Linked DNA regions of Mus musculus: region 2 is linked to region 1. Evidence: chromatin loops called from intact Hi-C (ENCODE). Cell type or tissue: heart. All regions are shown on one strand.

Region 1 (2,500 bases):
GAAAAGCAGGGGGTGCTGCTTAAGTAGAAAGGAGGAGCAGACAGCACCCCCATCCCCACCTCCATGTTAACAGCAGGGCACACCCATGAACCCCAAGGCTGTTGGCCTCTGCCAAAGCCTGACCTAGCCACAGCTGGAGGAGCTTTTAATTGAACATTGGATTTCTGTCTGCCCTGGCAACCTTCCCACATCGATGTTGGGATATTTCTGGGACGTTTAGGACACAAGCCTTTTAAAGAGGAGGTACCCAACACTAGTCAGGTGACTCCTAGGAGCCGAGTCTTTCAACTGCGGGTTTCCAAGCATGGGGCTATTTTTACATATCTGAGTGAAGGCCTATTAATTGCTGCACAAGCACTTCTAGGGAAGTTCATGTTTCCTGGAGGCCAACTGTTAACTCAAGCAATGCCAAGGCTTCTCAACGGGGCGCTGGGAGTGGGGGTTGGGAAACTTTGTGGTTTGCTAAGGAGAGACTGAAAAAAAAAAAAAAACCCACTCACTTTCCCTAAAGGGTTAATGGCTGCAGACAAGACAGCCATATTAAGTTATACCCGGCCAAGGGTGAGCAGTGGGTGAGCAACGCAGGCAAGCAAAAGAAAAAAAAAATGTAGAAAGGGGAAGATAGGAAAAAAAAAACCGCAAGCATATACACCCTCTCCCACATCTCCCAGCCCACCCCCACCCTCCGGCAGAACATTATATGTACAGGCCACAGATTGGAGTGAAGTTAAATTTGGCTCACAGGAATACAGGAAAGAAAGAAAACAGATCAAGTTACACAGAATCCTATTCAGATTTGGGCTTGGGCCTCAGCACACAATGCCTAGCTAAAGAGAACAAGGCCACGGTGTGTTGTGGAAAGCTCCACGCCCACGAGCTCTCCTTTCCCTGTAGTCATCTGCTGGCCCAGCCCTGGGCTGCAGGCTAATTCCCTGCTCTGCAGGTGGAGACGGGATAAAACAAACCAAAATGGTGTAATGGACTGCAGGAAACCCTTCTTTCAGAACTTGATCAGCCTCCAGAAAGGAAACACGCATGGACTTTTCTCCCGACAGCAATCTGTTTTCTTAGGGTGCAGCGAGCAAGAGGCCTGGTGGCCAGGGTAAATAAAACAGCCAGTGGCAGGACTTTTGGCAGGCTGGGTTGCACAGGAAATTTGAAAAGACCGCTTCCTACACTCTGATTCCAATCAAAAGTGAGCTGTCAATCTTGCAGGACGGAGGCACTTGAAAAGCACAAGCCAGGAAAGAGACGCTGCGGGGTGGAAACCCGAGTGGCAGGTGTGTGCCTGGAACCCTCTCCGGCTCCCTCGGGCTGGGTCACCTGGCTCGAACCCAGTCCCAGAAGCCGGATTCTCCAAGTCTTCCAACTGGAGCCAAACAGGACTGCTGGATCGAAACTCTAGGTGGATTTTGGCTTCTCCTTTGAGCAGCTGGGCAGGCTAAGTGGCCCCTGCATGTAAAGCCAGCTATGAGATGGTCAGGTATGTGTTAAACAGGAGAGATTAGACCCTGTCCCTTGAGCAGACAGAGAGGAGAGAGGAGAGAGTCCCGCCAGTGCTCCCCGGGGAAAGTCTCACAATGACCTAAGAATCACCCCCCCCATACTGCTGCGGAGTAGGGTCTTTACAAAGCTATCCTATCCTATACTATTTGAGTTTCTCCTGACTCTAGGTGGGCTGGGCAGGGAGAACACAGACCTCATTGTACAGTGAAGAAGGAAGATGCCTAGCAAGGTTTCTCTTTGCCTCAGAGAATATGGCCTACCATCTGAACAGACATATGCCAGGCCAGGCTGGGTGGTCCAGGATCCTCAGACCTGGGTGTACGTGACAGTCACCAGCCTTCATCATCTGGTGTCACCTACTCTCCTTAAGAGCGTTGCCCTAGGGGCTAGAGGAAGGACTTAGCAGTCAAGAACACTGGATGATCCAGAAGACCCAGGTTCAATTCCCAGCATCCACGTGGCTCCTCATGACTTTGGGAATTCCAGTTCCAGAGGAGCCAATGGCATTTTCTGGCCTCTGCAGGCACCAGAGATGCATGTGGTACCCAGACATACATGCAGGCAAGATATGCACACACATAAAACATTTTAAATTAAAAACCCAGTAAAGACTCCTCTCAGCTGGAGCTCAGTAGTGGAGTGGGCACCTAGTGTCCTTAGTTCTCAGTGGGCTCTGCCGTGATGGGAGCCCAGCCAGCCTCTGGCTCAGAGCGACCCAAGGCCGAGTCAAGGAGAGACCCCATGCAAGTCATCCCTTTCACCTGTGGGTCTGTAGCTCCTCAAACCTAAGTGGAAAGAAAAAGTCACTGTGGGAAGTGTGTTCCCCAGTATTCTGCTTTGCCTTCCACTGCCCTGATAAAACAGTTTGGACAGGAAAGAGTTTGTTTGGCTTATAGTTTATAGTCCATCATTAAGGGAAGCCAAGGCAGGAACCTAGAGAGAAAACTGAGAGGACTCTGTGTGTGTGTGTGTCTGTGTGTGTGTGTGTGTCTGT
Region 2 (2,500 bases), 55 kb before region 1:
GGGCACATATAGGGGGAAAGCAAGGCCAAGCTGGTGCTGCCAAGGAAGCTACAGATGTGCACAGTAGGATGGCCTAACGGAGAGGGAGGGAGGGGGAGGGGAGAGGGAGAGGGAGAGAGAGGGGAGTGGGAGAGGATGCATTTATTCTATTTGGAAGGATAGAGCCAAGAAGCAGTTCAGGACTATGATGGCCAAGCTCAGGCTTTGAAGTGGGCCATCCCCTGGGCTCCTGCATCTAGAGGATTGAATGGTCTGTGTCAAAGGGCACAGGTGGCCTCTTAAAGAAACCCAACCCCAGCAGCAGCAGCTGCTCAGTGAGAATGCCTGATGGAGCTAGAGTCTAGATTCTCAGCCAAGCAGCCATCCCTGTCTTCAACTCAACAGGTAGGGAGGGCGGAGGCTGGGGAAAGCTGCCTGGTGACAGTGGCCCCAGGCGATAGGACTTGAGGAATGGACGGAAGGACAAGCAGTAGGAGTTTGGGCAAGGGCTCTCCCAGAGAACAGGCCTTATACAATCGTATCTGCCTGGTGCTTATTACAATAACCAATCTAAAAACCGGGGCTTAATTCAGGAATGTGAGTCCCTCTCCCTCCCCCTCCCTCTCCCATCCCCCTCCCTCCCTCTCCGTTAGGCCATTCTACCGTGCACATCTGTAGCTTCCTTGGCAGCACCAGCTTGGCCTTGCTTTCCCCCTTTATGTGCCCTTCTATTCTAGAGATAGCAAAGCATCTCCAGACAGGTGGTTCAAGGCCTAGTGGGAGGACAAAGGAGAGCTACTCACACGCTCAGAGAACAACGTGATACGGAAGGCTGTACAAAAGATACGTAAGCAGGTGAATAAACCACAGCAGGACAGACCCTTGCATGTCCTGGTAGCTAGAGAGATGTAACGTCTTCATTCATGAGAATGGTGCCTTGTTCATCTACAACCATACTCACACGTTGTCTTCTTTCCTCCCTCCTTCCCTCATCACCGCCCTTCCCCCCCTTTCATGTGTCTTTATAAGTTTACTTCGTATTCAGGATTTTTGAACACGACAGGCTTGTTTTGAGCGAGCAGCAAACACAAGTCCAGCTGTGAGAGGGAAGGGCAATATGGCCCCCTCAGCCAGAGCCCCAGGAAAAGCTACAATGACACAGCCCATCAGAGGCTGGCCCCAGCCTCCCGCTGATGACCTCATTACTCCACATCTGGGAATGGCGCCAAGAGGCAGCCCAGCTTGCCAGAACATAGACTCCTGCAGAGGGCTTCAGACTCTGAGGCCCCAGGGGACCTACTAAGTCCAGCGCCCTGAGAAGCCTGCCATCTCCATCTCCCTCCCACACTGGCTAGTCACCCAGCCTCATCTCTCAAGCCAGGAAGGTAGGGACCAGGGGGATCCACACACAGATATCCCAAGGCCCACCACCGCAGAGTACAGTGTTGAGGACCAATATGCTTGAGGGAGTTGGCCCCTCTACACATGCAGATTCTCTGATGAGGTATTTATAATAGTCTCTCCACAGTGCCCATGAGGGAAGACACGGTAGACTGGGATCCTCATGGTGGGGCAGAAGCTGAGTTGCTCTGAACAGAACTGGAAATAATGAGACCAATTTCTCCTACAAACAGTCACTGAAAACCCACGGGCAGGCACCATCCTCCACCCGTGGTCCCACGAAGTGTGTGGACACAAACGCTTCTGTGGCATGTCTCGAGGTCTGCTGTGGTCCCCAATGGAGAAGAATGAATTTACATCCATGGAGCTAATCCAATAGAGGAAACAATGTGGCGCTAGGCTGTGGAAGGCCACGTATCGCGTGGCAGCGTGGGCTAAACACTTGATTGGCACCAGGGCCCCACCTTCTCCCACTACTTGGTATTCATCATTCATCGGCTCTTGCTGGGAGCCTTTCCCGGGCTCCTCATCTCCCCGAGGGATTACTGTCCACACTGGCACAGGCACCCAGCTCATGTCCCTCTGTCTTTGCCAGCACAATCTGGTGCCTGATACAACTTCCCGTCACACTGGATGGTTTAGAAATAACTACTTTATTCTTAGGATTAGCATGTCTTCTCCCATTTCTGTTGCTATGACTTTAACGGAGCGTTGTGTGGTAATTCGATACACAAGTAAAACACATGAAGAAGATATCAGGAAGCTTGGCTCCTCTACTTCAAAAACTTCTTAAGTTTATTTTGATTAACACGTAACATTTGAACATGTTATGGGGTAGATTGTGGCATATCATAATTTTTGGCTGCCCTGGAACACTCTGTGTAGACCAGGCTGCCCTGGAACACTCTGTGTAGACCAGGCTGGCCCAGAACTCACAGAGAACCTGACTGCTTCTGTCCCCTGAACACTAGGATAAAGGAGTGTGCTGCCACACAAGCTCAACTAAGCGTGTCCCGCTTTCTATTTCCTGAGGAGACTCAGTCCAAACTCCCATCTCATTTGAAACAAATCTGCATTGTGTTAAGACTTGGAAGGCTCAAACAATCTTTCTCATGTACAC

Evidence for each region. A loop is a pair of places that touch in the nucleus more often than their neighbours do. Peaks named below come from ENCODE experiments on the same cell type or tissue, not always from the same donor. Only the 100,000 strongest peaks of a DNase experiment are listed, where the experiment ranks them.
Region 2: it touches region 1 in a loop (2.1-fold over the local background); 4 of 42 quality-filtered maps call a loop at or near these places.

Annotation. Positions count from the first base shown.
Region 1 is chr2:128,339,017-128,341,516 of GRCm38, forward strand. All of the region lies in intron 1 of Morrbid (myeloid RNA regulator of BCL2L11 induced cell death), which reads right to left. Among named protein-coding and RNA genes, the nearest start is that of Gm14010, 82 kb to the right of the region's middle. In heart, a CTCF peak has its summit at 1,058; DNase peaks (open chromatin) are centred at 285, 1,115 and 1,255; H3K27ac peaks cover 1,697 bases.
Region 2 is chr2:128,283,804-128,286,303 of GRCm38, forward strand. No RefSeq gene overlaps it. Among named protein-coding and RNA genes, the nearest start is that of Gm14009, 120 kb to the left of the region's middle. In heart, a CTCF peak has its summit at 1,239; DNase peaks (open chromatin) are centred at 1,198 and 1,738; H3K27ac peaks cover 324 bases.